3 separate regions of the Homo sapiens genome follow, and all the other regions are linked to region 2. Evidence: chromatin contacts called from ENCODE Hi-C or POLR2A ChIA-PET data. All regions are on one chromosome and are shown on one strand. The core of a region is the stretch at or near the end of the contact, and the rest is flanking DNA. Distances in the headings are between cores, read along the strand shown.

Evidence for each region. Hi-C counts contacts between places; a loop is a spot of excess contacts on that map. ChIA-PET counts read pairs that join two places held with the same protein, here RNA polymerase II (POLR2A). Pooled maps may share reads with other maps.
Region 1: a map of posterior cingulate gyrus shows a loop between it and region 2 (2.6-fold over the local background). The contact joins the enhancer-like site here to the promoter of MSH6 in region 2. A Hi-C loop is called at or near these places in 10 of 168 maps with a recorded cell type or tissue (CD8-positive, alpha-beta T cell, MCF 10A, PC-9 and 6 more), 2 of 37 single-sample maps with no recorded cell type and 25 of 50 pooled maps. POLR2A ChIA-PET finds 5 or more read pairs at or near these places in 3 of 52 experiments (activated CD8-positive, alpha-beta memory T cell, activated naive CD4-positive, alpha-beta T cell and endothelial cell of umbilical vein).
Region 3: a loop to region 2 is called in a pooled map, with 5 times the contacts of the local background. The contact joins the enhancer-like site here to the promoter of MSH6 in region 2. A Hi-C loop is called at or near these places in 1 of 168 maps with a recorded cell type or tissue (ascending aorta) and 8 of 50 pooled maps. POLR2A ChIA-PET finds 5 or more read pairs at or near these places in 1 of 52 experiments (activated CD4-positive, alpha-beta T cell).

The regions. Positions count from the first base shown.
Region 1 is chr2:48,414,142-48,416,958 of GRCh38, reverse strand. No RefSeq gene overlaps it. Among named protein-coding and RNA genes, the nearest start is that of PPP1R21, 25 kb to the left of the region's middle. Within about 2 kb of position 1,503, at least 3 of the 41 ENCODE cell types and tissues checked have a DNase peak (open chromatin) inside an H3K27ac peak, as active enhancers do; they include dorsolateral prefrontal cortex, where a contact is called at or near this core.
Region 2 is chr2:47,781,784-47,784,734 of GRCh38, reverse strand. It overlaps MSH6 (mutS homolog 6), which reads right to left and starts at 1,590. Exons shown (of 10, transcript NM_000179.3): 1 at 1,242-1,590. The coding sequence starts at 1,501. RefSeq lists silencers at 808-897, 1,098-1,257, 1,538-2,017 and an enhancer at 2,148-2,217.
Region 3 is chr2:48,342,416-48,345,588 of GRCh38, reverse strand. All of the region lies in intron 2 of FOXN2 (forkhead box N2), which reads right to left. Among named protein-coding and RNA genes, the nearest start is that of FOXN2, 29 kb to the right of the region's middle. RefSeq lists a silencer at 1,243-1,302. Within about 2 kb of position 1,513, at least 8 of the 41 ENCODE cell types and tissues checked have a DNase peak (open chromatin) inside an H3K27ac peak, as active enhancers do.

The DNA.
Region 1 (2,817 bases), core at 254-2,753, 630 kb before region 2:
GAATGTAATTATGGAATCTCTGATTAACAAGCTGGTCATTAGAATGACATGTGACTCCCTGATTCATTTTATCTTTGGAGATATTTGATGATTCTTACAGCTTATTTATTTGCAAAATAAATTTTATGAATTTATCCCCCTTACAGTTTTTATGAGCTTGCAAGTGTCTGTAATTCAAACCCAACTATGCATGATAACTAAGATTAATTTAAAAAAATACAAATGCATGTCTGCTTTCAAATGTTTGTAATGAATGGTAATATTAATAGATGGATAGCTCTAAGCCAAATGATTTTACTAAAAGAAAATGCTCATTTGAATAACTGCTAGATCATGAAGAATAAATCTTGAGCTAAAAGCAAAATAATGATAATAATGTCAGTTACAAATGTGTATTCTATGTGCTTTGGTAATTTGTCCTAAACTTACCCTTAGGAACACAAGTCACAAAATGCTTCTGTTGCTATGTTGATGCTCAGGATTGTAGAGAGACTTGCTCTGTCCTTGACTCCCTTCATCTACCTCTTGCCACACAGAGAAAGTCACACAAGAAATACAGCTGTCTCCATCCTCCACGTGGCATGAGCTGGGGCCAGGGCTCTTTGCAGTTCAGGTGGAAATCCCCAGGAAACAGCCCTCATAGACCAACTCTAAGCCAGGGTCAAATGAAGATGAGTCCTTCAAAAACAGTTGCTATTCCACAGTGCTGCTTGTGTGTACTGAGGGGGTTGCGATTGCATTGCTGACTGACCCTCACTTCCTTTCTGGACCTGAGAGCATTTCACAACAACAAAGGGTTTTCTAAGATAAAGATTCCAAAAAGCTGGAAAAGAGCCTCTGGCAGTCATGGGGTCGGTCATCAGATGAGCACTTCACTCAAAGTGTCCTTAGAAATAGTGACACTTCTGTTGATGTTTGGTTTCTGTCACCCTGGCAACAACTATCTCTAAATAATCCCTCTCCTGGGGGTACTTCTGAAAAAGAGTTGGGCAAAGGGCTGAGGGAGGAGGTTTGGCCATATTTTCCAACCTGGCGTGAAAGTGCTGAAGACTTTTCTGGGGAGAAGGTGAAGATTTAAATGGCCCTGCAGTGATTTGTTTATGGTTTATCTTTGTGTTTTACACTCCTCTCACTCCTACAAGGGATCAACAGGAAGTAGGCAGAGCTCCCAGAGCAGCTCTACCCACAGAGTAGGCATTCAAGCAGCATCTGTGGGTTGCATGGGATGGAGTGACATAATCTTAAAGGCGTTATAACATTTCTTTTTCAGTTGTTTTGCAGATGAGGAAACAGACAGAGAGGTTAAATTACATGGCCAAAGTCACAAAGCAGCTGAACCACAGAGCCCGCCCCAGGGCTCCTGAGCATCAGCTGCTCCAGCATGCTCCCAGTTCAGCCCAGCCAGCTGAGGTTCCTGAAGGGAGCACCGGCCTGTGGGTTTGCACAGGGCTCTCTGCCCCCAATGCTCTGCCTGGGCCAGGCTCCATAGGAGACACTGGCGCTTTGTGTCGCCCTCCTTGGCACAAGATGAAATCAGGTGGTCCCCATTCTTCCTGCCACACTCCGCCAAATCTATCTGAACACATTTCCTGTGCACAAAGCCAGCTTGCCAATTATCTGCTCCAATTAAGGAGAGAGAGATGTGGTTAATTCAGTCACCCCAGCGAGCTGACCAAGGCAAACGGTGAGGTTGGTATCACTGGCCGCAAGTCCTCTCAGTGGCCCTGTGCATGCTGCTTCCCTTGGCACTCCTTCCTACCCCCAGATGGCCAGTGTGGTTTCTTCACCTCCCCCTCTTTCCCTTTCTGAGCGCCTGGAGTTCCAGAGCTGTGTCGGCCCTGCCTCCCCCATATCAACAGAGAGTCCTATCCCAATCTGTGTCCTCTAATAAACTAGTGTGTGCAGAACAGTTCATGGAAGATCCTGGATTAATATTTAACCCTCAGAGAGAATTAGCTCTCAAATGACATTGCATAGGAGGCATCTTTTGCATTTGTGTCCAAACCCAGGCTTGCCATTGATGAATGTAAAAATCACTCCTGTTTTATTTGAAATACAGACCCCAAAGGCTTAGCTCGCTATTGTCAGTCCTTTCTGCCTCTTAGCACTAAAGCAAAGAAGGCAGACAAAGGGCTGAGTGTGTATTCATTGGTATCAGTTAGAACAACAGGCATGGTCAAGAGCAAAGCTCTCTCCCCGCTAAATTTGTAGGGCAATTATTATGATCCTGCAATTAAGTTTATAGATAATATAATCTACCTACACATAACTTCTCAAAAATAGAATCAGCGTAAGGCCTTCCCTGGAAAGATGCAAAGGAGAAATAAAAGGGAGTTAATTTATAATAAAGTAATATGTATTTCAATAAGGAAATGCTTAGAACTAGCTACCCGAGAAGATGTGATGAAGGAGTCAAATTCTATACTTATTCATACATCCACCATAAACAGGACAACTATAAACACAGATTAATACAGGTGTGTTATACTGAATACAGCTAGTGTTGCCAATGCTAATATAACTCTGTAAAAGGTGAACAAATCCTAGTAAAGGTCCAAAAAGCAAAGTTCAAGATTTATTTGTTTTATGTAACAGTTAAATTCATGGAAAATTAGGTATGTCTGAATCCACGCAAAAAATATGTTGTTTTTACATGGAAAATATAGTTAGGTTCAAGGCACAGGTAATTGATTATCAATATTTTGTTGTTGTTGCTTTGAACCCACATGAACATCTGGGACGGTACCTCCTAGGCTCTCATCTATTAAATCCAAGTAGTTTTCCTATTCATTGTGACAACCAAAAATGCAATCTCTC
Region 2 (2,951 bases), core at 341-2,840:
AATCCCAGCACTTTGAGGCCGAGGCGGGTGGATCACCTGAGGTCGGGAATTCCGAGACTAGCCTGACCAACATGGAGAAACCCCGTCTCTACTAAAAATACAAAATTGGCGGGGTGTGGGGGCGCATTCCTGTAATCCCGACTACTCGGGAGGCTGAAGCTGGGGAATCGCTTGAAGCCGGGACGCGGAGATTGCGGTGAGCTGAGATCGCGCCATTGCACTCCAGCCTGGACTTGAGCGAAACTCTCTCTCAAAAAGGAAAAAAAAAAAAAAGCACTTAACTGCCCATAAAGTGAGGACAACTCCCGACAGGCTTCCCCGGAGTCACTCACGTCCACACATCTTTGTCCAGCGCCCGATTAAGGCCTCTAAAAGCCCAGTGGTGCCCCATAAAAATTACACTATTTCATAAAATAAAATATTTTCCACTCGACACGAATTTCCACATACGTCAAAATATTCTATCTTCGTCTCGGTGCACGTGCAGCCTACCTACCGAAGGACCCAGCCGGATCCCAGCACTTCGGCTCCCCACGGCCCCGCCCCGCCCAATTAGGCCCCGCGGTCCCCATGGTGACACACCCCCCCGCGCTCGCAGCTCGTGGCCCACCCCCTCGGCGGCCCCTCACCTAGGCCGAAGGCCCACCGTCCCCAAGGCGTCTCGGCGACCGCGGCTCTTAACTACCTCTAAGTGTCTACCTCGATCGACTACTGGAGCCCCAACTCACTATCTCCGCGCCGGCCGAGGAACCTCCTTTCGCACCCCACACCACCGGACTCTCCCCGTTCGGCCTCCCGCAGGCATTCCTCCTTCCCGCCACCCCGCCCCCCGCCCCGCCCACCAAGTGGGCCGGGCGCCTTCCCCTTCTCGCCCCACCCCCAGTGCTCCCACCTCCCAGGCCCCCTCCCCACCCGGAGCTGCGCGCGTCGCCCCTTCCTTAGCCCAGCACCCCCACCTGGCGGGACGCGTCTCCTCCCTCCAAAAGGCCCGAACTCTCCGCGTCTCCCCTGCAGCCCTCTTCCTGCACAGCCTCTCTCCTCCGACCCTGTTTACAAGCTACACCCCCAAATGCTCCAGACTCGACCCCTGCACTCATTCAAGCCAACTCTGCGGCCCCGCCTCCTCCGAGCCCAGGGCCAGGCCGTGCACCCCCCCAACCCCCTGTGCGAGCCTCCCCTCGCCGGGTTCCAAGCGCCCCGCCGCTATGCCCCCGCCTTCGACCCCACCCCCACCCCGCTACCTGGTGGGGGCAGCAGGCGCTACCGATCTCCGCAGCCCTCCGTTGAGGTTCTTCGCCTTGGGCGGTGACGCGGAGCGCGCCAAGGGCCTGGGCCCAGGCCCAGCCTCGCTCCAGGCCGCATCCCCGCCTGGGGAAGGAGAGGCCCCGGGGGCAGCGGCGGCACGGCCGCCTTCGCGTGAGGCCCTGGCCGAGGCCTTGTTGGCATCACTCAGCGCCGGAGACTTGGGGAAGAAGCTGTACAGGGTGCTCTGTCGCGACATACCGACAGCCGGCAAGGCCCAACCGTTCTGTCGGACGGAGCTCCTAAAAGCACCGCATCTACCGCGCGGCTCCTGCTGGCGGGAAATCTGGGGGGAGGCGCGCTCCGCCGGAGGAACCCGGGCCCCAGTGGCCAATCAACAGGCGCCTCGCCGTGCGCGGGCGGTGCGCGCCAGGCCCCGCCCCCGGGCGCGCGGCGACGTGGGGAAGGGCGGGGCTGGCACACTGGTGGGTAGGGGCGGGGCTGGCACGCTGGCGGTGAGGGGCCCGCCCTGCCGCCGACGCCTGGGCCCCGCGCGGGGAACTGCTGAGCTCCCCTTCCCTCACGCCGCGGGGCTGGCCGGGCCGGAACACTCCGACCCGGGGTTAGTTGCGGCCGCGGGGCTAGCAGGCTCGGAAAGCCCTGCCTCTCTGGAGCGGAAGCGGGAACAGCGGGGGCGCGCACCGCCCGGGCGGGGATAACCGGGGGGACCCGAAAGGCCTCGGAAAGGGGCTCGCGGGGAGAAACGCGTCCAGCGCTCGCGTGACCTCCTGCCGTTAGAGCATTTTCGCAAGGAGACGGAGCGAAAGGGACCAAACTTTAGTCAGCAGTTCACCTTCACGTTGTATTCTCAAGATTTGTATAGAGTAGGCACTTGGTAAACGCTAAATGAATATTGTAATAGCATTCGTTAGCGATGCTGTTGTGTATGGTGAAAGCCTGCAGCTGTACAAAGTTTTCCTTTGCCAGGCACTGATCCCAGCATTTTACATCTGGTAACTAAATCGATCCTCTCAATAACCTGTGACGTAAGTACTTAAGGGCCACAGTCCGTTATCTGAGCCCTTTGACCCAGGTGTGTCTTTACAGGATTTTTCAAATTTTAGAAAGCTAAGAGACTATGAGAGGCCGGGCGCAGTGGCTCACGCCTGTAATCCCAGCACTTTGGGATGCCGAGGCGGGCGGATCACCTGAGGTCAGGCGTTGAAGACCAGCCTAGTCAACATGGTGAAACCCCCGTCTCTACTAAAAATCCAAAAATTAGCCGGGCGTGGTGGCATGCGCCTGTAATCCCAGCTACTTGGGAGGCTGAGGCAGGAGAATAACTTGAACCTGGGAGGCAGCGTTTGCAGTGAGCCAAGGTCGCGCCACTGCACTCCAGCCTGGGCGACAAGAGCGAAACTCCGTCTCAAAAAAAAAAGAAAGAAAGCTAAGAGGCTATGAGAATAAAAAGGTTCTATTCAAATTCAAGAAAGATAGTGGAAGACAGACAATTGTTTGTCCCCTTATCCAGATTGTGAAATCCAGATTGCCGGAAACCAGTCACAATCAACAGCTGTACATTGGTAAAAACCTATGTAAAATTAGTTGTTTGCCTTGTTCTTGGAGACTGTTCTGCCAGAAGGTTCTCCTTTGCTAGGCAAGTAATAAAATCAATCTAAAAAAAAAAGGCGGGGGCCGGGCGCAGTGGC
Region 3 (3,173 bases), core at 264-2,763, 560 kb before region 2:
GATATTATGATACATGTATATATTGTGAAATGATTAGATCAGGCTAATTAATATATCCATCACCTCATATACCTATCTCTCTTTGTGGTGAGAACATTTTAAATGGTCTTTTAGGAATTTTGAAATATACATTATTATTAACTACAGTCATCATGCTATGCAATAGGTCACTAGAACTTACTCCTCTTGTGTAACCAGAACTTTGTACTCTTTGACTAACATCTCCCCCTTCCCTACACCCTCCTCCTACCCCCACCACCCATATCTGGTTACCAACCATTCTACTCTATACTTCCGTAAGTCTAACAAGATAACACTTCTTATTCACTAAATTTATCATTAGCTAAATTAAATTCACTATAAGTTATCATTTCTTTTTAAAATCCCAGTACTTTTAAACTCTGCATTCTATATCATCTCAAGTACTGACATTTCAAGGCTGGCATTCTCTTAGTAAGGTATGAACTGTCCCTGTACTTTCAAGGAGAGCGAAAAATAGCTGTTACTATTCTTTTTTCATTTCTATTTTCTCAAATTATTTTTGTTTTGCACTTTAAACACCCTTCTATTCAAAAACTTTATCATGAGACAATAACAGACCAGAGAAGAAAGCAACAGGCTAATGTGCTATTTAATTAATTTTCAATGGCTCATAAAGATAACTCATTTCTAAATTCAGTGAAAAACCGACTATTATCCTATTCAACCCACTTATGCTTGTGTAACTGAAATAATTGGGGGGGGGGGGTACCTCCAGAGTTTGTTTTGCTTAAGACATAGATGGCAGGTTACTTCAAGAATTCTGAAAACCGGCTAATTTTATTTCTACTTTTTATGTCAGTTATGTAAAAGAGAAAACTAGTTAATTTTAGATGTAGAACAGTTTATCTGGATTCTGGGAGCTACCACCAGAAGTAGTTAGCCTCAGAGCACTCCATTAGCAACAGCCTTAGATAATACTTTAGTGCCCAGGCATTGTGCTAAACAATTTACATATGATATCTCAATTAACTGTCAATTAAACCCTATAAGGTAGGCACTATTATTAATTCAACTTTATTGATGAGGAAAATTAATCAGAGAGGTTAAGCGTAAGTGGAACTGTCAGAATTTAAATCCAGGCAGACTGACTCCAGAAACAAAACTCTAACCACAATATGTGCTGGCAACAGTATGTACACAACACCCATGAGCACCAATGACTCAAATCCTATTCATTTTAAATCTTAACAGCATTCTTTCCATATCCAGTTCTTATCTCTCTCCTGTGCACCCATAACTTGAAACATCACAACACTGTAAAAAGGAAAAGATCAAACGATAACGGATTTGGTTTCTGTTTCAATCTCTTATGAAAACCACACATAAATAAACATTCACATATATGAGCACACAATGTATTTCAGAACTGATATCCTGTACTATGTAAGTGACCAAATTATTCATTTTATCAAAGTCTCTCTATTCATAGAGACTTAAAAACATGACGAATGAGAATTGAATAATGTCTTGCTTCCTTAAAAAACAAACAAAAAACCACTCTTTAGTGTACCCAGTGTTCAGTTAAAGAAGGGAGTGATTAATTTCTAATGTCTCACTTTTGCCTTGTCACTTAAATCTCCATCTATCTTCCATTACATCTAGAAATTAGAAAGTACCAAACAGCAGTGGCTAACATTTGCTGAGATTTTACTACATTACAGATTCTATGTCATAGGCTTTAAAATGCATCATCTCTACTTACTCTGAACTACTCCTTAGTTCAATAAATGCCCTTCCTTTCCAACTGTGAATTCCATGAGGAGGCAAGAGTCTTTTTTTTTTTTTAAAGAGACAGGGTCTCACTCCGTCACCCAGGCTGTAGTACAGTGGCGATATCATGGTTCACTGTAACCTCCACCTCCTGGGTTCAAGCGATCCTCCTGCCCCAGCCTCCCAAGTAGCTGGGACTACAGGCACACACCATGCCCAGCTAATTTTTAAATTTTTTTTATAGAAACAGAGTCTTGCTATGGTTGCCCAGGCTGGTCTCAAACAATTGGCCTCAAGCAATCCTCCTGCCTCAGCTTCCCAAAGTGTTGGGATTACAGGCATGAGCCACCATGCCTAGCTGGGATAAGAGTTTTTTACTTTTGCATTCCTAATGAATCTTTTCAAAATGTTGAGTATGAGTAGACACTCAAATCATAATTATTTCAGATGGAAATGAACTCATAATACAAATTATTTGTCTATTCTGCAAAAAGGTGCACTAACTGCCTTGAAGAGTTAATTTATTTTGGAAATGAATCCTTAATGGTAGGAAACATCCTAAATGGTAACAATAAAAAAAACTGAAATTCATTGTTAATAAGGAAATGGAAATGAAGTAAGCCATTTCCCTAAGGTTCTAAAGCTAATAAAAAGTGGAGCCAAAATTATAAACGAGGCTAAGTTCAATATTCAAATTTCTGGCCATTAGAGTCACTCTCAATCGCTCAAGAAACTTGAATTTTTATCAATACTACTTAAAACAGAAATAGTGAGTTTTATTAACGTAACATACTCAAAAATCAGTCTCCTGATAACTATTGACTAAATTTTCTCATAAGTAATTTAAATGGTTGCAAGTATGTTATTCCTCTGAATTACAAGTTTACAAAAAAATTTCATTAAGATGTAAAGAAATAGTATGGCAGCAAAATATGCCAAAGAGTTACAGAGTGTTAATCCAAGCAAAGTTTAAAAACCAAGTATTGACATTATTAAAAACCAAGTGCTGACATTATCTTAGTAAGGTTTGAACTGTCATTGTGTTTTCAAGAAGGAAAAAAAGCCGTTTATAAACTATCCTTATAGAACACTTTAGAGCACTATCCACTTAGATGAGATCAGGCATGTTCAGGGTGCTATGACCGTAGACAGAGCACTATCCATTTGGAACACCAAGTCCACCACAATGGATAAACAGGCAAATGATCTTTTCTCACATATTAAATACAAATAGCAAACAAATACATAAATTAAAAAATTATATAAAAAACTTATTTTAAAAAATATAAAATAAACAATTTTGGGCAAGGACCTAGGGCCATTTCGGAAAGCTAAATGGAAATGTGTATCACGAATTATTAAAAATTTCATTCTTTGACCCAACAATTCCAAATGTGTCACTTTTGTGAAATAATCTTATG